Regions from separate parts of the Homo sapiens genome. Here region 1 is linked to region 2. A link is a loop called in an ENCODE intact Hi-C map of the cell type or tissue named here. Cell type or tissue: endothelial cell of umbilical vein. All regions are shown on one strand. Each heading gives the region's core, and the rest is flanking DNA. Links, peaks and the distances in the headings are about the cores only. Region 1 overlaps ANKFN1 (ankyrin repeat and fibronectin type III domain containing 1). Region 2 holds the start of LOC124904035 (a long non-coding RNA gene).

Region 1 (12,668 bases), core at 2,044-10,043, 64 kb before region 2:
TCTAAAGCTCTGTTCTGATTCTTTCTCTGCCAAATGAATGTTTAGCTGCTGTGATGACTTCAGGAGTAATTTTGGACTCTTCTGCTAGGCACTGACTAGTCTGTTATTTATACCTGGAGCCAAATAAACTCTCAAATTTTGAATGAGACTCTGTAGCAAGTCAGGAGAAAGTCTCTTGATCATAAACAAGAGGGTGGAGAGTTAATCTTTGGCCTGGTAATTGCTTAGAATCCTGGAAATGACATCTTGTATTCATGAAACTCTCCCCCTTTCTAGAGACATTATCTCCCCCTGATAGCTCGCTCACCCCCAACAGGTGTCTGTTCTGGAGTTCCGATCTGAGGCAGGGCTCAGTGACTCATAAAACCTGGGTGGCCAAAGGAAGAGCTTGGTTTAGCTTTTAACAATTGTCTTACTTTTTCTTTTCTTATTAAAAAGGCAAAATCTCTCCTTCGAACATTTACTATCACTTTCTATCCTTGGATTTATTTGTCCATGGAAGTGTTGCTATGAATAATCTAATTTAGGAATATTCATGCCCTTGAGGTTTAGAGGGCTATGTTTTTCATCAAGGATTAAGAAAGAGTCCGGCTTCTCTTGCACACCTTAGGCCAAAATGATTGCCAGGTAAAACTTTACCCTTTCATCTAGAAAAATTTTGGCTTGAATGCAGACTTACTTGAATTACATCTGCTGTGGTAAGCTAGGTGACTGAGTAACTCTACTAAGGTTAGGGGGTTGCCTCACAGGGGTCATGAGTTACACGTGCCATGCAGACCTAAGGGGAGAGTGCCACTGATAATAGTAGCAACACTTTCTAGAGCAAATACTCAAGTTGAGTCAAAAAGCCCATGTTTATTGCAAAGGAAATTCATTAATTCATCCATGTATTCATTAGTCTACTCTTCAATAGACATTTAGTAAGTATTTAGTAGGTTAGATTCATTGTGCTACATACTTTAACGTTACTTAGAGCCTATTGATGAAGTATAAACTCCCTGACATACCCTAGAAAAATTTCCCATATTCTGGCTCTTCCTATCTCTCTAGCCAAATTTCTCACCACCTTTCTATTTGCATTCCATGCTGTAGCTATTTTGAATATCTCTTAGTTCCTTGGACATGCTATATTCTTTCTGAATACCAGATCATCAAATATGATGGGTGTTCTTCTGCCTGGATGCTCAGTTTCCTATGTCTGGCTAACTCCCGTACAGCCTTGGAATCTTGGCTTAAACATCAACTCTCAGAGATATTTTTCTAGCCCCTAGGCTGTTAGGGTCCCTGCTCTGTGGTCTGAAAGCACGACACCTTATACTCTGCCATCATTATATCCCTTATATTTTATTGCACTTCATTGTTTAGCATCAGTCATCCCCATTATATTGTAAGAGTTTAAGTGCAAAGTCTCTTATTCTCTGCTGTATGTCCAGGGTTTAGCAGAGTTCCTGGCACATAGAAGGCATTCAATAAATATTTGATGTTTTGTTGAAGTGCTTAGCATGTATTTATTGAATGAATACATAAATCACCTCAAGTAATAATGGGAAATGGGGTCTCAGAATTGAAAGGAACCTTAAAGTTCTCTTGGTATGTCTAATCTTTCTTGCCAAGTGACCATCCACAGAAGGCTTGCCTCCTCCAATTAATCCTTCTGGATTAATCTCAGCCCATATTGATCACACTCTTACTTTGTCTCCCACTTCCTAGCACTTTTACAGGATGTTCTTCCTTTTTGTTCTCTGGCTGTTTCCTGGAGTTCGTCTCGTCTCTGCAGACTGGTGCTCTATAACTCTTAGCATAAGCCTGCAATTATTTGATGCTTGATTCATTGAACATCAAACACTTGAACAGGGAGTTAAATGATCACAGTCTTGTTTTAGGAAGATTTCTCTGGTTCTGAGAGAAGTATAAGTGAGATTAGCCAGACCTAGAGAAGACTCTAATAATGACTACAGCACGAGATGGGATCTAAAGGCAGCTTTGCCCTTTCTTTCCTTCTACTCCTCCCCCATTACTCCACCCTCCATGTCATAATACTAATGTTCTCATTTGGAACACTGAGAATGTTTGTTCCACACTCAGAACTTCCCCTCCACCCAATTCCACCCCCACAGTTATTTAACTTGCTTAGGATATTTGCGAATGTGTCTCACTGATTCAATTAAAAGCTCCTTTAAATACAAGGATTGTGTTTTATTTTGCATCTTTCTCCTTCAGCCACTACACCTCCAGCCCTAGTAAGTGCTCAGTAAAATTAAGAAAGAAAATCATTTATTATATGCAGATATTAAATGAAGCAATGTGGTTGGGAGGGCGCATTGCTCCCATTCAAAGATGAACAGGGCATCTTTTCAAAGATAAAAGAGATATACTTAGCATGAGATATGCAACCAATTACAATAAAAGGCAGAATTAAGTAAATGCCATAAAAAAGTATGAGCAATGTGCTAAGGGAACATAGAATTATTACTTCTTTCTGTAACACATAGAAAATGTTCACAGAGAAGGTGGCGTTTGAACTGGAACTGGAGGAATGAAGATCTCTCTACAGGTTGAAAAGAAGAAACAGGTTCGGCGTCACGGCATAGTGTCAAGGCATAGAGTTCCGGGGCTGTTAGGGAATGACAAGTAGTCCAGTGTACTGGAGTGAATAATGCAGGGAAGAGCTGATGGAATTGGTCTCAAAAAGTAAGCAGGAGCTAAATTGGGGAGAGCTCGAACACCATGTTAAAGAGTTTGGATGTTATGCCATAGGTGACAGTGAGCTGAGCAGGAGAATGCCAGAACAGTTGATTAGGATCCACCTGGCCTGGCCATTGTGGATAGTGGTGAGAACCCAGAAGCAGGAAGACACTGATGGTGTGAAGGCCCGTGAAGATGTAAATTAGGAGATGAAAGTCTTATATTTGGAGATAGAACTTACAGGATTGTCAATAGTATAGGTGGGGGATGGGGAGGATGAGAGAGAGAGACACGTTGAAGGTGACTTAAAGTTTTAGCCTACATGATGGCGGATGATGATGACATTAATTTATTCCAGTACATACACCTAGAGATAATTATGGCATGCAGGTTGTGGTCTGTGCTCTTTTTTTTAAGACAGAGAAAAGAACAGAAGCTGAGTCCTTGGAGTCATGTCAATGTGCCTAGACATTCATAGAATGCTTTGAAGAACCCATTTAGCACCAGGTAAAGATTTTAGCCCAGGCTGTGACAGATGAGCTGCCTCTAGCAACATTGAGGGCCATTTCCAGGGGGCATGGGTACAGGGTTTCCATGAAATGTGAGAGTCTGCGGTTTCCCACTACAGTTGTTTAGCTCATTGGAAAGAACCTGGGTCTGGGAAACGGGAGTTTGAACTTCAGTCCTTGAGCTGCCCCTCACCAGCTGTGTGATCTTGGGCAAGTTACTTTTTATCATTAGGCTTCATTATTCTCACCTGTGAAATGAGAGCATTGGACCAGTTAAATTCAAAGGTCTCTTTTAGTATACTCTCCTCTGATTTGTGACATATGATGTATAGAATTTCAGAATACTTGCAAAATTAGGCCAAAGCCCACCAACATCAGAAGCCAGTAATGTCCACTTTCCCCTGCAAAATCCTGACCATATTTTGAGAATGTCCATATATCGCTGCAAATGCATGTCTGCCCTGTGGTTAGTTCCATGTGGTTTGTTTGTTAGACATAAATTTAAATTGATCACTTTTTGATGGCTATTTTCTAACAATTTTTCACTTTTTTTTCAGCGAAGATTTTTTTTTTTTTTTCTTAGGGAGTGCCTTTTCATCAGGATCTCAAAATTAAATTATAAGAAAGTGGCATTCCCTTACTGTGGTCAGCAAAGAGCCTGGCCAGCCTACTTCCGTTCCCTAATCTCTTGACCTTCCTTAGGGCGAGGCTGCTCAATAACGGCTCCGATTCTTTTTTTAAAAATAAAATGTGCTACTTACCGAAAGCTGCTAAAAAGGAGACAAAAAAATAGGAAAAGAAAACTAACACCCCAGGGTGTATCTGAATATGCTTATTATGTGCGAAGTTGTTAGTAATGAATGTGAAACTCTTCTTCCTCCTCCCTCTCAATTTCTAATCCCCAAAGAAAAAAGAAAAGGGGTGGGGGAGTGCATTGGCTATTCAATCCAAAGCAGACTTTTTTTTTTTTTTTTTTCCTAAAGAAAAGATGCAGACTGCTCACGGGCATGCTAGTTCTTGATTATTTTGTTTTAAGCACCAATTGACCTTTCAGACTAAAAGTAACGGTCTCAAAATATCCTGAGAAAGCCTCTTTTAGAATTTTTCTCTAAGTCTTGGAGACGAGACACATTGCATTCAAAAAGACTCTTCGAAAAGAGATGGCCCATATTCCTCGTAGTGCAATCCGATGACAGAGTGTTTATCTGAACTAATCATGTGGGATTTTCCAGTGCCACATTTTTGAGAAACGGGATTCTCTTAAAGGAGGTTACAAACACTTCACTGAAAGCTTTCCAAGAACAGCTTCATCCGTCCTCTCAGCAGCCTCTCACCGGGCTGTAGCACCGACGTGATAATCGGAGTCCATGCTTCTGAAAAGCCTTCTTGTCCTGGCTGCCACCCTCCTTTCAGTCATCATTAGAATTCTCAAGCTATGAATCCCCTATTGTCTGTATGAGCCCAGGATCCCCCACACCATGCCGAGGAAGGAATGTGAGCCTCCTGGGTCTGGCTCTAAGTCTCAACCTTATCCAGCAGGTCACAAAGCCCCATTTATATGCAGTTCCAACATTTTATCATAATTCTTTATCTGCTCGGCCCCATATATCCTCTAGGGCAGTCAGGAGACATTTGGTAATGAAGCCCATTTATCCTTATTTTCTCAATTGGCACACTTCAGGTTATAATATTTATGTTCACACTGTCTTAATTTTGGATGTCAAAGATACTATACTAGACAAGTAGCATTGCCAAAGGATAATTGAACCATGTGGAAGAGTTCACCAGAGTCTGATACATGATGTGGTTTGTCATATTACCAATCATTGCATCAAAATAGTTACTTTTAATAGCTCAGTGGAAAAATAAATGCTGCCATTTATCAAATACCTTCTATGTGCCATGCAATGGTATCTCTGAATTCTCACACTCTACAAAGTAGGATTACCCACTTTTTATCGATGAGGAAACTCAGGTTCAGAGAGATTAATCAGCTTGTTTATGTGCATTTAGGGACTGAGCTGAGACTCAGACCCAGGTCTCTGCAAAGTTTGTGGTATTTCCACTTCATTCCTTTGCCAAGAAATAAGAAATAATACATAATATGTATAATAATATAATAAGAAATATAATACATTTCGTTAGTTGTTTTACATTAATGTAACATAATTATTTTTCATCAAAAACATGTAAATAATTATGAAGTTCGGGCTGATAAAATGCTTTGGCCAACTGAGAAATGAGATCAGCTCTGATAAGCATTAGCACATCAGTAGGAATTTGTAGCATAAATTTCACCTATCAATAGGTGGCAGTATTCACCTAACTCTCTTTAAAAGGAGCCAGCACAGGTTGCTTCTTATGACCAATCCCTAGGCCATCTGTATTCTTTGATGCACTAGATTTGGTCATAATGAATAAAGTGTGTAATAGGTTGGTGGCTAATTGGACCTCAATCATGCCTTTGTATAGGGATATCTGGACTGTAGTGCGGTTGTGGTAGAGGACTGTTATCCATGGCAGAGATGTTGGGATCCCTCTCCATTTACAACACTCATTTTGGCCGTTCCTCTGGGGAAGTCTTTTATTGGTGATTCAAAGCCAAAGATGATTTTTGTGCCCTGGTTTACTTTAAGGATGTTGTGCAGAATTCTCAAACAATTTGAAAATGAAATAGTTAATACTCTAGGATTTGATAACTCATAAACCAATGTTTGTCTAGATTAAAAAATAGAACATTTATCAGACTTCAGGGTTTCAGCTTTTTCAAAACCCTATGTATGTGTACAGCTACCCATCAAATCATATGAATCTTCACCAGTAGGCACGGAAGCTGGAATCCATGAGGTGACTATTCAATAGACAAGTCAAAACGGTTTCGTTGATTAGTCAAAATACTGAAGGATAAATGACTACTCAATTTTAGGCAGACCCCTCCTCCTCTTCTTCCTCCTTTGTCTATGTTTTTTCTTCCTCCTCATTTTTTTTGTAAAGAAAATCTTAATATTGAAATATCTGCAGTTAAAAGTCACAGATTCAGTCTCTATTTTCTACTTGCCAACAGGAGTCCACTTAGGAGAATTTAGCTTTATAAAGTCAAGAAAACAGGTAGATAAAAAGATAAAAGAATAACCTGAAAGACTCTTTGACCTATCTTTATGCTATCTTCTCCATTTTCATTTGAGATACTTGGGAACAGATCATTATCAATGACGACAAACAAGCACTTGGAAATCAGATAGGATGAGTAGTCCTAACTCAGAACTAAGACGTTGACTCCAATAAGATTCTCAGCAGACCAGATTTTCTTAAAAGAATACAGATTGGCTGGTGGAATAAGGAAGGTGGCCCTGAAGACAGACTATTTACCTCTCTTTCATGTTCCCGATGGAATGAATGTCTTTCTCCTCTCTCCTTGTAGTATTTATAACGATGTTAAAACTCTCAGCACAGCCTAACTTCATTAGAGTTACTTGGGGCTCTATGTAATTCCCTTACTGGATTGAAATCTCCATGAGGGCAGGACCCGGGCCTCATTGATTTTTGAATTTCCCTCTCAGCTCTTGGACTGGGGCCCTGTGCATGGTAGATAATTTTCAATACATATAGGTTTAATTGAAAAGAATTAAAGAGAACTCAGAGGAATGCATTTTATACTTTTTCCCAGTTTAAGGAAAAGGGCAGCTTTGGTGTTGGATGCTATGCATGCTCATATTTCTACTTTCTTATCTGCTTCTTCCATTTCAGGACAGTATTGGTGAGGGTAGAGGTATCATGCCAAAGGCCAGCACACCCCCCCCAGAACCATTAATTATCTATTTTTACATCCTTGGCAAGGCCATCTGGTTTTGTAGAAAAATGCCCTGGTTATATGAAGGTTAATTGCAGAGGCAGGCCAAAAAATAAAAATAAAATTTAAAAAAAGGCAGTTACAAGGGACATTAAGTGACCTACTGTGTCATTCCAATCACTAATATTTCCTGCCTTTGTGGTCTGGAGACTCAATCTGCACTAAAGAGCTGAACAAGGCAATGCTATTTCCTGGTGGTGGTTATCATTGTTTCCCATATTAGGACAAAGCTAAGCACAAGGGGAGACAATGTGTATCGTGTCTCACAAGGGAAGGGTAAGCATCTTCAAAAGCTTACAAAATTACATTGAACCCATTTAGGCATATCAGGAGATATTGCCAAGCTGGAGAAATGAATTACCCAGCTGAATATCACAGGCATAATGAAGTTGTCAACAGCAACAGTGCAGCTGTAGATTGTCTGATTATGTGTTGACTGCACTGGCCATTCAGGGACACACCAGGAAGGAAATTGTTGTCATATTGTCCACCACATTCCAAGCCCCATCCCAGCCATGGTGATAAACCCGATACCCTTAGGAGTATGTGGAAAATAAAAATAACAACAGCAAGCCAGAAAGAAAGAGCATCCTCTTCTGATGGTCTCTTATGTCTAGCATTGCTGGAGTCTCTCCCCTTCTGTTACTCTAATCTGTCATCTTCTTTTAAAAAAATGACCATGACAAGGAATGCAAGTTTAGATTCTGGCCCTCCAAACAAACATTTCACAATGGGCTTTTTAGCCTTTGTTAAATTCAAAATAAGCGGGAGTCCAGCAAGAAAGCTTTAACTACGTGGGTGGGATTTACACCTTTCCTATGAGTCAAAGATGAAGGCAAGCTGGAGTTTTCCCTTTTGCTAAAGCATCTAAAAAGGTTGATTTGCAATGTTTCTGGACAGCAACTGGAATGTTCTTGAAGGTTCTTCTGGCTTTTTTCTTTTTTAAAAACACCTTCAGTTTTCTCCTCTAAGTGAGGGGGTCATGCTAGATGACGTTGAAAGTCACTTCTAGCTCTAACATGTTATGATGTCAAGAAGCCATAGAGCACTTAACACATAGAAGAACTTCTCTGCCACAAAGAAAAAAATGCTTTATTTCAACCCAGCTAGTCTTGGTTTGTATTGGACATATGGTCTGATATTTCAGAGTCAATATATGTGATCTCTCTTTCCAGAGAGTGTGCTGAAATCTGCTTTAAACGTGTGTTATTTATCAGGAATGTTTTCTTTTTTAAAAAGGAACTAATGTAGATGTGCCTCACTCATTAATAGAATTCTATTCTCTATTCAGGTTTTCTTCAGAGAAAGCCAACAAGATGTTTCTATTAGTGGGACTGGTGCTTTTTAAATGCTTACAGTATAGCACAGGAGCATTTGATCCTTTAATTACCCTAGGTGGCCCCACTCAGTGGGTGGTGATTTGGGTGAGGAATCTGGATAGCTTTGGTGGTCAGTCAAGCCATAAAGAAAACTCTCCTCCTTCCACCCTCATTTATTTTTCTCTCCTGAGTGCCAGTCAAAATGAGATTTTTTTGTTTTTTGTCAATTCTTCTAGGAATACTTCTGTTTGGCATTTGAATCCAGGCTTAAGTTAAATTTTAGGCCCCCAAGACCAAATTTCCAAAAGGGTCCTCTACCCTTGGCTAACTGCTAAATGAATAAATCTCTAAAGAAGCCTTCCGTATTTTCCAGGTCCTTTTCTCCATTTATTTCACAGCCTAAGTGTTCCTTAGATGATACTTGAGTGGGTGGCTTATGACCCAGTCTCCTGCCAAATTGCTCAGCTTTCTACTGCCATAAGAAATACCTCCTCCATTTTACAAATGGAAAAGTCTCCTTGGTTTATCTCCACAACTTCATGGAATCAGATCCTTAGTATTAAGGAGAGAATTCTTTGTAATTAATCACAGTGAGAATTTGAAATACCAAGAGAAGCAAGGAAGTTAATTCTATTTGCACATTCAAGCATAATAATAAAGACGCATAACTGTGTAATAAGACCCAGCAATTATAAAGGCCATCTGCACTATCAGTTAAACGTTGACTGTAAATGCCACTTTACCCATTAAAATTACTCTCAGCTGAAAATAAAAACTTTGTCCCCTTTCTTCTAAAAATGTCAGATGAAGTTTGCTGTACAAATGTCAGGAGCGTCTGACCTAAGGCATATAGCAGCAAAGAGGCATTTAATGAATTGGAGAAGAAAGAAGAACAGAGGAGGAAAAACAAAAAGAAAGTTGAAGAGGTTGTAGGAACACTTTTAAGAAGCCTTGACTGATTCATCTTTTTAAATTGTAGCCTCATCTCTATTATTCCCATCTTCTCTTCACAGACATTGGTGTGACCCTTTTATTTCTGGCCTAGTTCTTCTGTCTTCAGACTCCTGTCCAAATTCCCTTTCTTCATTTTGTCCCAGACTCTGAACTCCTATGAAATCAGATAGAGCAGAGTCTGAATGGGCTGCTCTGGCTACTTTCTAAGGAGTAGAGGAGCTTTCTAAGCTCAGAGGAGCTTTCTCAAGGACTGCATATGCCAAATACTCAATGTCATTCTTCTGCATTGTGAAACCTACTGGATGCACCTTGCAGCACAGCAAAGGCGTTGAATGGAATTAAAAGGTCAATGGCTTATTCACTTCCTTCACTATTTGGGAGAAAAGTACAAGATTTTGCTCAGAGAGGATTAAAAGGACAGCAACAGGCACCTTCTGTCTGGGCTGCCCTGCTAGCTAGCATAGTCTTCTCTTAGTTTGAAAGGGGAGTCACAGTGTTTCACGCATTTGTCAGATGCTCAAACTCAGTCTGTCAAATACAACTACAACCAAGGCTGATTATCCATTCTCATTGTTCCTTCAGTGATTTATCTTCAGCATCAAGGAAAAGTGGGAGTTTTCTGTGACATTTGCAACTTCAAAGTACATTTAATTCTTAAAGAAAGAGAGAGAGAGAGAATGAATCATGCTACATATTCACCATCTCCTCCAGCTATATTAGTGAGAAAATCAAGCCTCAGGAGCATTTACATTTCATTAAGCAAACATTAACTTACTGCAATGTGGCATATGGACAGGAGAAATTGTGGCTGTTTTAACTGATTGAATTAAAAACAAATAGGCTGAAGAGAGTTACATGTAGCCCAGTGAAACACATTTGCACCTGAACAAGAAGGGCTTATTTCGAGCTCGGCAGCATTGAGGAGTTGAGACTGAGAATACATCTCTGCCTGAGAGGGTATCAGGTACCAAACAAGAACTCCAGAATTAGAGTGATGGTTTTGATGACTAATTAAAAAAAATTATGTTGCTTTCAGTTAATGTAAAATCATTCATGTCTTCTTTTGTCTACATCTATAAATTTTTTGACTGTGCCCTTATCTAAAAGGTCCTGAGGTTCAGGATGCTGTAAAGATTACTGATGAGGGCAGCTTGAGCTTGAGAACCATTGTAGGAAAAAGTCCAATATATTGGAAATGAAACACCAGTTAGAGTCAGGAGATATGAGTAAAAGACTTGGGTTTCCTACTTATTAGCTGTGAATCTTTGCAGTCTTTGGCCACTTGACCTGAGTCTTAATTCTCTTATCTATAAAGTGAAATTAATAGTAGTCACCCTGCAAATGCTAGAATAGTCATATTACAATAGAAGATATACAAATGGTCAATAAGCACATAAAAAGGTGCTCAATATGATTAGTCCTCAGAGAATTATAAAATAAAATTAAAATGAGATACTAGTTTACACCCACTATGATGGCTAAAACCAAGAGTTGGTGAGGTTGTGGAGCAACTATAGTGCCTTTAGGTTGCTGATTGGAGTATAAAATGGTATACCTTTGGAGAACTGTTTGACAGTCTTTTACAAAGTTAAATATAATATACCTTATGACTCGGCACTTCGACTTCTGGGTTCTACCCACAAGAAAGAGAAATAAATGCTCACGGAAAGAATTACACAAGAATATAGCAGTCTTAGTTAAAACAGCCAACCTGGAAATAGCCCAAATATCATGAATAGAGTAATAGCTAAACAAATTGTGGTATATTCATTCTATGGACTATTACTCAACAATAAAAAAGGAATAAACTACTGAGACATACAATAATGTGAATGAATCTCAGAAACATCAGATTAAGCAAAAGAAGCTAGACACAATAGAATACTTACTACACAATTACATTCCCCTGATGACCAAGTACTGAAAAAACTGATCAATAGTGACAGAAATCAAAACACTGGCTGCCTAGGTTGTACTGGGTTGGTGGGATATTTGGTTGGACAGTGGCAGAAGGAAACTTTCAGGCCGGTTGGAAATGTTCTGTATCTTGATTTAGGTGTTGGTTAGGGGGTATATACAATTATTGAAACATAACTAACCAAAACACAAAATCTATTCATGGTATTTTATGCAAATTATAATTAATGAATAATGCCTGCCTTAGCTACCTTACAGAGAAATTGGAAGATCAGATGAGATTTGAAGCAAATGTAAAATGCCATGTAAATCTGAGTTGTTATCATTTGATAGATAAGATCAAACATAGACTAATCTAAGAATGGGCAGGCATATGGGGATGGGTATTTGTAAGCTGAGTGCAAGATCCCAGGATGTGAACCCAGGCTGCAGCCCAAGGACCAAGAGAAAAGGACTGAGAGCCATCCTCTTTCCACCTCAAGGCTCAGATTACTACTAGCTCACACAGTGTCTTTATGAGGCTCAGAAAAAGAACCTGTTCCTTCCCCTTACTGTGGCACACTGCTTGGGGAACAGAGCCTGGCTGGGTTTCAGCACTTCCTTTACCTCCATGACCAGGCTTGTTTGTGCCCTGAACAATCTGCACAGCTTCATATGAGGTCCTGTTTAAGATCTTTGCACATACTGTTCCATCTGACTAAAACATCTGTCCCTGTTTCATGGGACTGGCTCCCTTTCATCTCTCAGGTCTTGGCTTAAATATCATTTCCTCAGAGAGGAAATACCCTTCCCTCATGTCCATTAATCTTTATTTCAGCACCCTGGTTTTTTTTTCTTTTTTTTTTTTGAGTTGGATTCTCGCTCTGTTGCCCAGGCTAGAGTGCAGTGGCATGATCTCAGCTCATTGCAACCTCGCCTCCCCGCTTCAAGCAATTCTCCACCTCAGCCTCCTGAATAGCTGGGATTACAGGCGCCCACCACCATGCCTGGCTAATTTTTGTATTTTTAGTAGAGACGGGGTTTCATCACCTTGGCCAGGCTGGTCTTGAACTCCTGACCTCGTGATCCACCTGCCTTGGCCTCCCAAAGTGCTGAAATTACAGGCATGAGCCACCGTGCCCGCCCCCACTGTTGTTTTTCTAAAAGCACCAACCATAGTTTGTAACTACTTTCTTTACTTGTCGTTTGTTAGTCTGCTCCCTTTTAGACTGTGAGTTGCATGGGAGCAGGGAATCCATCCCTTATTCACTATAATACCCCAAGGTTTAGCATAGTGCCTAGCACATAGTGGGTGCCCTACAAATATGTGATGAACGACAAAATCAGATGCAGGTTTGGAGAGGTGTGAGGCTGGAAGCTAGTGACCTTTCCAGCAGGCGACAGGTAGCAAAGACTGAAAAACTGGAGACGAGCAAAGGAAAGGAGGTCTGTGGA
Region 2 (12,668 bases), core at 2,942-10,941:
AATGATTCTCCATCTAGAATCATGGCCCTTGGGGACCTGGGCAGGGAGAAATGGTCTTCTCTATGAGATATTCCCAACATGTCTGTGATGGTTAATATTGAGTGTCAACTTGATTGGATTGAAGGATGCAAAGTATTGTTCCTGGGTATGTCTGTGAGGGTGTTGCCAAAGGAGATTAACATTTGAGTCAGTGGACGGGGAGATGCAGACCCACTCTCAGTCCGGGTGGGCACCATCTAATCAGCTGCCAGCATGGCTACAATAAAAGCAGGCAGAAGAACGTGGAAGGACTAGACTGGCTGAGTCTTCCAGCCTTTATCTTTCTCCCATGCTGGATGCTTCCTGCCCTTGAACATGGGACTCCAAGTTCTTCAGCTTTGGGACTCTTAGACAGTTGACCACAGACTGGAGGCTGCACTGTTGGCTTCCCTACTTTTGAGGTTTTGGGACTTGGACTGGCTTCCTTGCTCCTCAGCTTGCAGATGGCCTATTGTGGGACTTCACCTTGTGATTGTGTGAGACAATACTCCTTAATAAACTCCCTTTCATATATACATTTATCCTATTAGTCCTGTCCCTCTAGAGAACCCTAATACAATGTCAGAAACACTCACTGGAGTTATAGAGCTACCCAGGTTCAACTGCAAAGGGGAACTAACACATATTTTCTTTCTGTTAACTCAAATGCTAGCAACTCAATGTGTTTCATGTTGGTCTTCTAACAATGGCAGTTTTTGATTAATAAGAAAATGAGAAAATTATTTCTCAATAACAGCATCTGGTGTGTAGACAATATTGTTCAAAATATAGTATCTGGGAGGAAAGGAAGATAACAAGGTCCGTACAGGTGACAAGTGGGGTGCCACTGGCTTAGGGGTGGGACTCTGCACAGGCTGCTAAGCACCAGGTCACTGCTTTTTAATTTAGGTGCCAAATGAGGAAGCCAAAAAGCAAATGCAAGATGCAGAACCCATTTAGGGACAGATTCCGATCTCTGTTCAATTACCTTGTATGTTTATCTAGGAGAACAAATGGCTGAACAGTCTACTGTATTTGCATGCTCTCAAAAGAGGAGTAAGTTAACTCTCTCTGTCATTTGGGAATTAATCCTCTTTCATGTAGAAAATGTGCATATTAAAATTAGGAAGCCACCCAGGCACTAAGCAGGTGACATCGTTTGGACCTGGCTGTTCCCTAGTGTTGTTTAAAGGAGAGGTAACTGGAGTGATCACCCAAACAGCCATGCTTCTACTGTGCCTGGTGAGGCTGGCAGGGCCTGGGAGGGATTCATCAATTGTTTCAAACTATTTTTTTTGAACATTATGGGTTTGGCAAAACCCCAGACATACTTTACCGAGTACTTTTTTCCTTCATTTTTAAACCCCATGTGTATTTCAAATGCAATCCGTATGTTACTGATTCATTTGCACTTAACTCATCAAAAATGCTGGTTGGGATGAATTAGTTGATGCCCAAGGAGAAGTATGGCCTCCTTTTAAAGGAGATGTTAGAAACCTTGTCCCCACCCGCCCCTATTTGCCAAAGGCGGTGCAAAGTGAATCAGCACCCCTACCCCGCCCCACCACCACCACCACCGATTTTTAATAACATTAGAAAAGGCAATTCCAAGGAGCACTAAATTTGGGGAAATTCTTTATTCCACTCTCCCTCATTTAAAAATCTTGTGCATTTTAAGGGAAATCTAATCCATATGCCTCTGATTCATTTACACTTAAATCATTAAAATGTTGTTTTGAACAAGCCACTTGGTGAACAGAAATGAATATGAGCTTTCTTTTATTATTATTTCTTCCAGCTCTTTTCTGCAAAACAGGAAGTCACATTGGGAAAGCTGAATATCCTCCAAAAGTTTAAATTTGGTACGATAATTCTTAGGCCACCATGGTTTAGATAAATCTATTTTTGCCTATCCTTGCATGGAACCCAGTGCAGCTCTCTGCTTGGATGGCAGATGTATGCTTATAATTGCATGTAATCAGCTAAATTGCATGTGCAAGTATGTTACTTCCTTTTAGTAATTTGAAAAGAGTGTGTGTGTGTGTGTGTGTGTGTGTGTGTGTGTGTGTTTGGAGGTGGGGTGGGGGAGTGATACCAACTCTTTTGGATCCTATATATACCTGGTAGAATGGGACTGAAAAAGAAACTGTATGCTGAAAACAGAAGAGAATTTACTTGAAACTGTTTATATATTTGCCACAAGCATTAACAGGAAACACATTAGATACAGTTTTCATTAACTACGGAGTCATTGAACTAGTAGTATTATCAAGCTCACTGGCAAACTAGAAAATTTTTAGTCTCCTTTTTCTCCATCCTCTGTGATGCGAGATGCCAGTGAACTTCACTCTCTTTTTTATCATTTTATTTCCCATTCCTGAATCTCATAGTAGCTTATGGTCATTCTACTGGGAACACCTCCCTACCCCAACCTTTTCATTTTATGGAGGAGGAAACAGAAGTCTAAGAGTAAGTGACAAAACAGGGACAATCCATAGAAAATTGGGCTCCTGAAGTCAGGGAGTTTCACCACTTTGCCCTAGTAGTACTTACCAAAAACCAAATGCCTATATACAGATATTTGGCATATCATATACATTAATCTCTTCCAATCCTTAAAGCAGTCCTAACGTAGCAGCCACTGCTACTCTCCTTTTTCAGATGTGGAAATGGCAATTTTGAGCAATATTACAGAGTTTGTAAATAGAAGAGTCAGGATCTCACATGATCTCCCACAGAGGCAGCCTAGCATGGTGACTAAAAAGGAGGTCTGTGAAGTGTGTTTGAGTACTGGCTTCACCATTCAATAGCTGATGATTTTAGGCCTGTTACTTCACCTTTCTGCATCTTTGTTCCCTCAAAAATGGAGATAATAGTACCTATACGACAGAGCTGTTGTGAAGATTACATAAGATACTCCACGTCACAGTGTCTAGATATAATAAGCACTCAAGTCACATGGACACTTTATATCTCTAATACTTTGGAAATTTCATGAGCGCAAAGGAACACCTGTACCATTTAATTCCATTTATTTATTTATTTATTTATTTACTTATTTATTTTTCGAGACGGAGTCTCACTCTGTCACCCAGGCCAGAGTGCAGTGGCCCGATCTTGGCTCACTGCAAGCTCCGCCTCCCGGGTTCACGCCATTCTCCTGCCTCAGCCTCCCGAGTAGCTGGGACTACAGGCGCCCGCCACCATGCCCGGCTAATTTTTTTGGTATTTTTATAGAGACGGGGTTTCACCGTGTTAGCCAGGATGGTCTCGATCTCCTGACCTCGTGATCCGCCCGCCTCGGCCTCCCAAAGTGCTGGGATTACAGGCATGAGCCACCGCGCCTGACCTCTACCATCTTATTAATAAAGATGCCAGTACTAGATGCTGTGGGCCAGTTAATTTGTATGTATCCTGAAGTATTGCGTCTCTACCAGCCCCTTATTCCAAATTCTGCCCAGTGGTAAACAGGCTCCAGGTGCACACAGGTCTGTGGCAGAAAGTGCGTGTTGTCACCATCTTCCCAACGTGGAACCCAGCATCAAACCCTCACACCTTATGGGAATGTGAAAGCAAAATTGACATAATTTAGAGGAAAAAAATAGCATCATAGCAACCATTTTACAATATTGTCTTTATTTTCACATGAAGAGCCTAGTGCTGTCTTTAAAATACAATTTTTAAGCTAGAGTAGAGGGCGAACATTTCTAGTTTAGACCATGGGTCATGAAAGTTCCTAAAAGTTCACCTAACAGGTAAAGCCATCAGAAGCCCATTTAAATTGTGGAATGAAGATTTCATGGCAAATAAAAATGCTATATCACTTTAATAAAATCATCATGTGCAAGTGAACATGGAAAGAAGAAGGAACTGAATTTGTAAGTCCTTATCCAGCTCTTCTTACTCTGGCTGAAATTGAAAACCTCCAAGAGAAGAGCCTGTTAGCAGCCACGTCATCAATCTGCTGAAGAAGCTGGTGTTAGTGTCGAGATCTTTCTCATATTCTAAGTGGAGTAATGACAGTGAGGCTTCCAGGGCAGCATCTGAATAGGGACAGAGCGAGCAGCTGACAACGTGCTCTTAGAAGGTGGAGGGGTTAGAGAGAGGGAAGAGGACTTCGCCAGGTAAGAAACCAACATGTTTCCCCTTTGGTTCCAAAATCCTCTCCTGGAGCTCCAAATACTGCTTGAGAAAACCTATGGCAACCTGTTTTCTAGATCGAGGGTGTCACACCCTTTAATAATAATTTCTCGAATTGTCCAAAGGAAACTATGGCTGTCTGTTTCCACTGTGCTAAACACCTGGATGAAGGCTGCTGAGAGGGAGTCCCTTGAACAGGCCCCGTGTCCTCATTTCCCCGTAGCCTGGAGGGTCGGTGACTGTGAGTAAACTGGCAAGGGTTCTGAGAGGGCACCGTCCTGGGAGAGAAGCTAAGTTTGGTGTGGAGAATGTTGGAAAATGCTCCCACCACCATATCATCTGGGTGTCTGCAGGGCCTGAGCCTGTGAGATTTGCCCTCTTTTTCCAGATGTATGAGCAAGACAGAGACTGTTAATGTTGAAGGGCCAGTGAATAACCAGATGCATAGCACATCACATTAATGTGGCTCTATTGTTTGCAGTTCCATCTGCAGCCAAAGGCAAGGAACAGTGACTCCTATAGATGCTTATGGGCTCCAGGATTCTAGGATCTCTGATCATTAACTTAGCCCTCTAGTGTCGGTTTTTCTTAGTAGAGAAATGACATCTCTACTCCAAGTACCACTGCATTATCATCATTGTCATCACCACCACCATTGACATAAAAACTATTGAGTTCTTACTATACCAGGCACCAAACCAAGGACTTCAAATGATCATTTCACTAATCTACTGTAACACTTTGAAGTTGGTCCCATCACAATATTGCTATTTTAAATCAATAACCCACAGTTAAGTGAGTTAAGTGACTTCACTAAGGTCACCAGGATAGCGAGTGATAGGTCTAAGACTTGACAAAGCCTGTGATGTTGCTGTTAGGCAATCTGGGACTAATATGAATGAATCAATGAATGGGTAGACAAATAATTATAAAGATCCATTCTCACCTGACTTCCTTTAGTGACTCTTGATAATATCAGGGGATAGTAGTATTTGGTAAGAGAGCTAGGCTTGGGTTTGAATTCCAGATGAGTCACTTTCTAGATGTATGGCCTTAGGCTGGTAATTATATATGTGAACTTAATTTTCTATCTGTAAAATGGAGGATATTAGCCACTCTGTAGATTTGTTATAAATATTCTTGTGTATAATAGATAAAGGGCTTGTTTCATAATTGGTCCTTAATATGGGGTACATACTATTTTCTAACATTTTAAATGTTTATTTTAATTAATCATTGCATGTGACCTAAAGCTATCATTCAGAAAAAGAAAACTGTCAGCTAGCAGTCTCATTTTCTGCCCCCTCACTTCCTACAATTCTTACACCTTCAAAATGTGAGACTCTTCTTCTTCTGTTCTTTACTCCAGGTTTCACAACCCCAAATAATTCTCCACCATGAAAAAGCAAAGCCCGCACACTGGAGCCTCCTTTTATGAGGACAGAGAACTAGACAAGAATAGGCTTTTGTCTGCCATGAGGAAAATGCCTGAGTTTTGAGAGACTGAAAGAAATATTACATTGTTCTTATTCCACAATTTGCAAATAATTATTTCCTTCCAAGCTCACAAACAAGGGATTAAAATAAATACTTTCCCATTTCCCAATAAAATGGCTTGACTTGAGTTTTTGAAAATGTTTTCATTAATCTTTCCTAACTCCTTCACAGCTGTTCTCAGACTAACTCTAGCACTGGTGATGTACATTGCTAGAAAATGAAGGAATTCAGAGTGGAAATGGCCACTCTTGGGGCAGGGTTCAGCTCATGATACATTCTTTCTTCAGGCAAAATTACTATCTCTATATTTTATTTATTTATTAAAATTAAAATAGATATAGAGTTTTGCCAGGTTGCCCAGGCTGGTCTGGAACTCCCGGTCTCAAGCAATCCTCTTGCCTTGGCCTCCCAAAGTGCTGAGATTACAGGCATGAGCCACTGCACCCAGCCCCAAATTTCTATCTCTAATGAGTTTTCTCCATGGTAATTTTCCAGTTCCTACATAAATTCCTAATATTAGATTATGGATGCTTAACAAGTAATGATAAAATATAATCACGGTACCCAAACGTTTTAAACTTGATGGTCTTGAATGTCTAACATTTAACAAGCGTGTGTAAATGCTGTGCGATATATAATAGCCCAGTGAAAAGTTGACTCATTTACAAAGCATGATTGGGTTACACTGCCACACTGACCTTCTTGCTTTGTAAACAGGCCACATTTTCATAGGGTAACATGTAGATAAAATTTCCATTAAAAAATAACCACTTCTAAATGTATGCCATTAACTGTGACTTCTTTATGGGGCCAAGGAAAAGATGGAAATGCAGTATTTTCATTTTCATTTTTCCAGTCTGTTTCTCACAAGGAATATCCCTCCCACACTGCCTGAGTCTAAAGAGAGTAATGATTGTCTTTTGTGGGGGCAAACCTCTGTGGTTAGGGGATTGTGCTGGCAGAGAGGGATAAATCCTACTCCTAGGTGTTGGGACCTGCGCTATGCCTCAAAATAGGGAGGAATCTGAGAAAAGCTGAGACTTACTTCTGACTCTATCCCCTCTGCATCCCAAGCCACCAATCTTCCCTCCAGTATATTTGAGGGCCCCTGGTTCAAGGACTGTGGAGATACAACCAACAGTACCATCTTCTCCAAAACACCATCAACACAGGGCTGGCATAAAAGGGAATCGTCCAAGAGTTGCAAGGCCATGGTCAAGGCTGGTTTAGAATGGAGGAATTCCTTCCATGGCTACCTTTGTCCCCACCCTCAGTCCTTTCTATAAGGGTTTGTTGTCTCATTGCTCACTCTTTCTCTTTTGGACCTTCTCTGACAGCAGTCATTTAAGTCTAGTGTTAATGGATTTCAGAGGCCAGACTGGTCTGATGGCTGGAGGCAGGATGTGCAGAAAGGGGTGAAAGAGCAGGGTTCTTTGTGTCTGGGGGTTGCCATATATTTGCAGCCATGGCTACAGAATTACATTCCTCCCTTCTAGAGCACAGGTCCTTCACTCCTTCATCAGCCTCCCTCCTCACTATCCCTTCTTTCCAGGGATCTGGGGCCCATGTTCATGGTGTCCTCTCCTGGTCTCTGCTGTACCTCTGTCTTGTGAAAGTTCCATCCAAGAGTGGCTGAGGTCAATGCAACCTGGATGGAGGGCTTTTTCAAAGCTTCCCTGGTGATTCTGATGTGCACTAGGGGTTGAGAATCTCTGCTATAAAGGAATCAGAAAGAGGACCCTTGTTTCTTTCAGAGAATCAGCATGAATGCTAGGGAAATTAGACTGCTGGAAATGCCAGAGGAAAGCAGATATGGAGCTAGAACCAAGGGAAAGGACATACTGGGACATCCTGGCTATGGAAAGGAAGCACAGTCATTCACAAAATCTGGTAAGTACAACTAACCACCCTTAGATAATGAAAGGTACACTCAGACAATGTCAACAGGGCAGCTTTGTTGTAACTTTCAATGCATAAAACCACAGTGGTTCATTTACACTTAGGCTCCCGTTGGCCATGTAGCACTATCTCATTGTTATAACTTTAAAATTGGTAAAAACATTCACACTTCTCACTCTCTTGGCATTGCAGTGCTCCAGAATAGTATAAATTACCAATTACCTGGGATAATGGTGAGAATGGGGCAGTGGTTCAGAAATCCAGTGTGCTGAAGGATTGTTTTATTTGCCTTTGCTCCTCTAAGCATTTTCTGACGCATGTTCTGTTCTGGTAAAACATTAATTTTCATAAAAGGCTATTGGGGTCAGCATTAGAAAAATTTCAGCAATACTGAATATTTGTTCCCCAAATTCTTGACAGAATATATGACCTTTATAACCTTGAATGTTCCATCTCACAGTCGTTGTTAAAAACTCAGTTTAAAGAGATAATAAATAGGGCTTACACAGAAGATATGAAGATACATATGTAAATACCCAAAATACAATGTCTGGGCACACTCCAATAGTCCAATCAAAGCAAATCCTTTATTATTGCTCTAGGTGGTGTAAGTGTTATCCCGGATAGCCCTGAATAAAGCTGGGACCTCAGTGAGCTGTACACCTGGACTCATAATGTTCTGGCCTTTTTATTTTTATTTTTTTGAGACAAGATCTTACTCTGTCGTCCAGACTGGAGTGCAGCGGGGTGATCTCGGCTCACTGCAATCTCTGCCTCCCAGGTTCAAGTGATTCTCTCGTGCCTTGGCCTCCTAAATAGCCGGGATATAGGTGCATGCCACCATGCCCTGCTAATTTTTGTATGTTTAGTAGAGATGGGGTTTCACCATATTGGCCAGGTTGGTCTCAAACTCCTGACCTCAAATGATCTGTTTGCCTTGGCCTCCCAAAGTGCTGGGATTATGGGTGTGAACCATTGCGCCCGGCCTGGCTTCTTGTCCAGATGTTTTCATTGTCCTGGGCATTGTACACCCACTGGCCTTCAGAATGGCTCAGGAAACAACCTGTCAGAATTCACTGCTGAATTAATAGAAGCAATGTCTTTTCTGAGGCCCTAATGGAGAAATTTCATAGAGGCTTTAGGGTGAGAGCAGTTGTATTTCTTCTGAGAGTCTAGACTCTTTTGATTTGATGCCAACCAAAATTTATGTTTTCTTCCTTTCTCTGCTGCTAGGAAGTACAGCATTAATTGGTAGCCCATTTTTAGCAACTGTGTAGAACTTTTTCAGTGCATTTAGTTTACTAAAGCTACCTATTGCTTCACTTGATTTTCCTCACTCTTCTTTCTCACTCTAGATTACATCAATTATTATTATTATTTGAAGACAAGGTCTCGCTCTGTCACCCAGGTTGGATGCAGTGACACAAACATAGCTCACTAACAGCCTCAAACTTCTGGGCTAAAGCAATCCCCCCACCTCACCCTCGTGAGTAGCCAGGACTACAGGCATGCACCACCCTACCCAGCTAATTTTTAAAAATTACTTGTAGAGATGGGGTCTCACTATGTTGCCCAGTCTAGTCTCAAACTCTTGGCCTCAAGTGATCCTCCCTCGTGGGGCTCCAAGAGTGGTGGGATTACACGTGTGAGCCACCATACCTGGTCCATCAATTATTATTTTTATCTTATTATACTGTAAGTATTTTTATCTTATTATACTGTAAGTATTTCAATTATCTTATTATACTGCAATCCCCCCACCTCACTCTCCTTAGTAGCCAGGACTACAGGCATGCACCACCCTGCCCAGCTAATTTTAAAAAATTACTTGTGGAGATGGTGTCTCACTACGTTGCCCAGTCTAGTCTCAAACTCTTGACCTCAAGTGATCCTCCCTCATGGGACTCCCAAGAGTGGTAGGATTACATGTGTGAGCCACCATACCTGGTCCATCAATTATTATTTTTATCATATTACACTGTAAGTATTTAAAATTTAAAAGAAGAAACTTGTAAGAAGTAGGAGGAAACCAAACAAGCAAACAAATAAATGCAACTGGACTAGAAATACATTTAAATAATTATGTTGCAGATTTTATGCCCTCATTTTCTCTGTAGTGAAAAGAGCATATTACCAAGAATTCTAGTCTTGGTTCCATCATTGGTTAGCTGTGTAACTTGAACAAATCACTTTATTACCTCCAGGTCTTCTGTTTCTTCAGCTATAGAATGAAGAAGTGGAAATACATGATGAAAGTTACTTTCAGTAGTCACAACCTTAGATTTATAAAGGAATTTGCATTCTCTGAGCAGATATAATCAACTCACAAAGGCTCTGAATAGCAAATGGAAGCTAGCTTATGATCCTCCATTATTCCGTGGTTAAGCCAGAGTCTGTAATTCACAAATAAATATCTGACAGTTAATTGCCTTGAGCCAGCTTGGCACCTTCTAGGGAGTTTATATTCTAACAGATATCTCTGCAATTCATCCTTCTCCATATCCTAAGGAGAGTAGGCATGCAGTAAGCATTTACTAAATAGATAGAAGGATGAATGAGTGGATGAATACATTCTTGAATAGCTTTTCAAATTTAGGATTCTTTTGTAGGGTCTCAGAGATCTCTTTTTACAGAGGCTAGGAGTATTGGTAACTTTTTTTCTCTTCTTTTAACTCTCCTGATAGAACATGCATTTCCATGTTAGCTTTCAAATTTCACCTGGAGTGGGAATCAAAACAAATGAGATGAGGTCAAATGCTTGGTTGTTACCATCAAAACAAGTAAGTAAAAATAAACACTGTGCAGTTCTGAGGTGGATGCCTAATCTGGAACCTTGGACAATGGGGACAAACCTTTTGAGTAGGGAGAGATTCACATACTCTGCTAGCTGCTTCACAAAAGTCTCTCCTGATCTATGTGCAATTAAGTCAAATGTTGGCTTATTTAGAAAAAAACCTGCCCCAAACAGAGGCTTCATTTTTAAGAAAACCAATTGCATGCACTTTAATAAGATTTCATTTATTACTTTACTCTTTGGGTCAGATATTGTGTTGTCAGAGTCTCACTCTATTGCCCAGGCTGGAGTGCAGTGGTGTGATCTCAGCTCACTGCAACCTCTGACTCCTGAGTTCAAGTGATTCTCATCCCTCAGCCTCTCTAGTAGCTGGGATGACAGGCATGTGCCACCATGCCTGGCTAATGTTTTGTATTTTTAGTGGAGACAGAGGTTTCACCATGTTGGTCAGGCTGGTCTCGAACTCCTGGACTCAAATGATCTGCCCACCTTGGCCTCCCAAAGTGCTGGGTTTATAGGCATGAGCCACTGTGGTCAGCCTTCAGAAGCACTTTTTCTATGTGACAGCTGAAACATTATTTTATGCCATTGCAAAGCTATGCATAGCTCTCATGTTAAAGGAAACCAGTTAAAGAAATACTGACTAAATACAATTTAGCTTTCTTTGGGAAAAAAAAAATTACCAATCTTTATTTTGCTGTTAACGAGATTATATCTGGCTCTGTGGTAAGCAGTTTCAACTTGTTTCTGGAAAGAGTTGAAGTATAAATACACTCAATAAATAAAATGATGTGATGGGTTTAGCTTGTCCTCCAACTTTCCTGCATGGGAAAAATTGTCCAAATTGTTAAAAAGTAATAAAGCTTCAGATGATAATCAATGATAGTTATACCATTTTAAAAAATGGTCATACATAATGGTCTATTGTACTGAGAAGGGAAACCTTGGGCTGAACACCATATTTCCTAATCAACTGTTGGCTTGCTCAAGGCAATTAACTCTTGAGGGTACCCTTTTCCCATCACTTAAGAAGAGCTGTGATATGATGTATAGATCTAGTTTGTGTGGCATAGATGCTTTAAGAAAAAATACTCTGTGTGCAGAAATTGATAGTGATTTACTATTTTCAATATTAATATCAAGCTCCCTGGGTTAATGATGTAATAATCATGTTTTTATTTTTGGATAGGAACATGTCAGTTAAAGAAGGATAAATTCTTGGCAAGTATGCCATCACCTTCCCCTAGTGTGCCTATGGCAGACATGACTCTGCCCTTCTTTTTCAATAGCTGCGCTGTGGCTTTAGGATCATTTGAACCACTGTTGCAGTGGATTGTAGTGCTCATGTAAGATGAAGCCTTACTTGCCATGCATTTTGAAGTGGACAAAATATACGAGAGGAGGGTCCATGGAATGTTTTAAATAGGTGTATCTCAACACTGGATTCTAAATGAAGAGTAAAACTGGGTTTTTTGGACTCCAAGTTTCCAAAGGAAATACAGAAGGGAGTATCCTTGGGTTATTGTTGTCTTTTCTGCTCCATTTTTTAATGAGAAAATGGGCCTCTGTTCCTATGGATATGCTGGGGGTGGGTGTATCAAGGGGAAGCTAAGCAAGTGGGGCTCCAACGTCTTTACCTTTGTTTCAACCACTGTATAAATGTGTACAGTAACACCATTCCACAGAAGTTTGTTTTTTCCTTGGAAATAATGCTAACAATGGTGCAGCAGAAAATCCAGAAGCCCTGGAAACTGCCCCAGTGACTACATCTCCATCAGTGAGGTGGGGCAGTTGGCTTTCTATATGGGAAAAAGTAAAATCCTCTCCTAATTTACCTCCTTACAAAAAACCAACAGATCCACAGCACTGAACAATCTACCATTCCCCACTGATGTCTCATGACCTCCACTTTTGTTTACCAGGGCCCTCTATGGGTCCATGTCTGAGATCTCTATCCTAGTCCAGCATCCCTGGGACAATACATACTACCTTAATGGCTGCAACTTGGTAAGTCTAGCTGTCTATTCATAGAAAGTTTGCCTAACCTTTATTTTATTTTTTAAATTGTCTTGGCTATTCTGGGACTTTTGTTCTTCCATATGGAGTTTCAAATGAGTTTATCAAGTCCTATGAATAATCCTGTTGGGATTTTTATTAGATTTCCTTTGAATTTGCAGATGAGAAATTAATTTGACTTTTTTTTTTTTATTTTTTTGAGACAGAGTCTTGCTCTGTCATCCAGGCTGGAGCACAGTGGGGCGATCTTGGCTTACTGCAATCTCTGCCTCCCAAGTTCAAGCGATTCTCCTGCTTCAGCCTC

Evidence for each region. Peaks named below come from ENCODE experiments on the same cell type or tissue, not always from the same donor. Only the 100,000 strongest peaks of a DNase experiment are listed, where the experiment ranks them.
Region 1: it touches region 2 in a loop (3-fold over the local background); 3 of 110 quality-filtered maps call a loop at or near these places.

Annotation. Positions count from the first base shown.
Region 1 is chr17:56,312,566-56,325,233 of GRCh38, reverse strand. All of the region lies in intron 3 of ANKFN1 (ankyrin repeat and fibronectin type III domain containing 1), which reads right to left. Among named protein-coding and RNA genes, the nearest start is that of ANKFN1, 170 kb to the right of the region's middle. In endothelial cell of umbilical vein, for the core only: a CTCF peak has its summit at 5,489 (motif pointing right); DNase peaks (open chromatin) are centred at 5,523 and 7,313; H3K27me3 peaks cover 1,625 bases.
Region 2 is chr17:56,249,329-56,261,996 of GRCh38, reverse strand. All of the region lies in intron 3 of ANKFN1 (ankyrin repeat and fibronectin type III domain containing 1), which reads right to left. It overlaps LOC124904035 (a long non-coding RNA gene), which reads right to left and starts at 8,266. Exons shown (of 2, transcript XR_007065856.1): 1 at 7,777-8,266; 2 at 3,638-4,061. In endothelial cell of umbilical vein, for the core only: no CTCF peak of the experiment used is centred there; no DNase peak of the experiment used is centred there.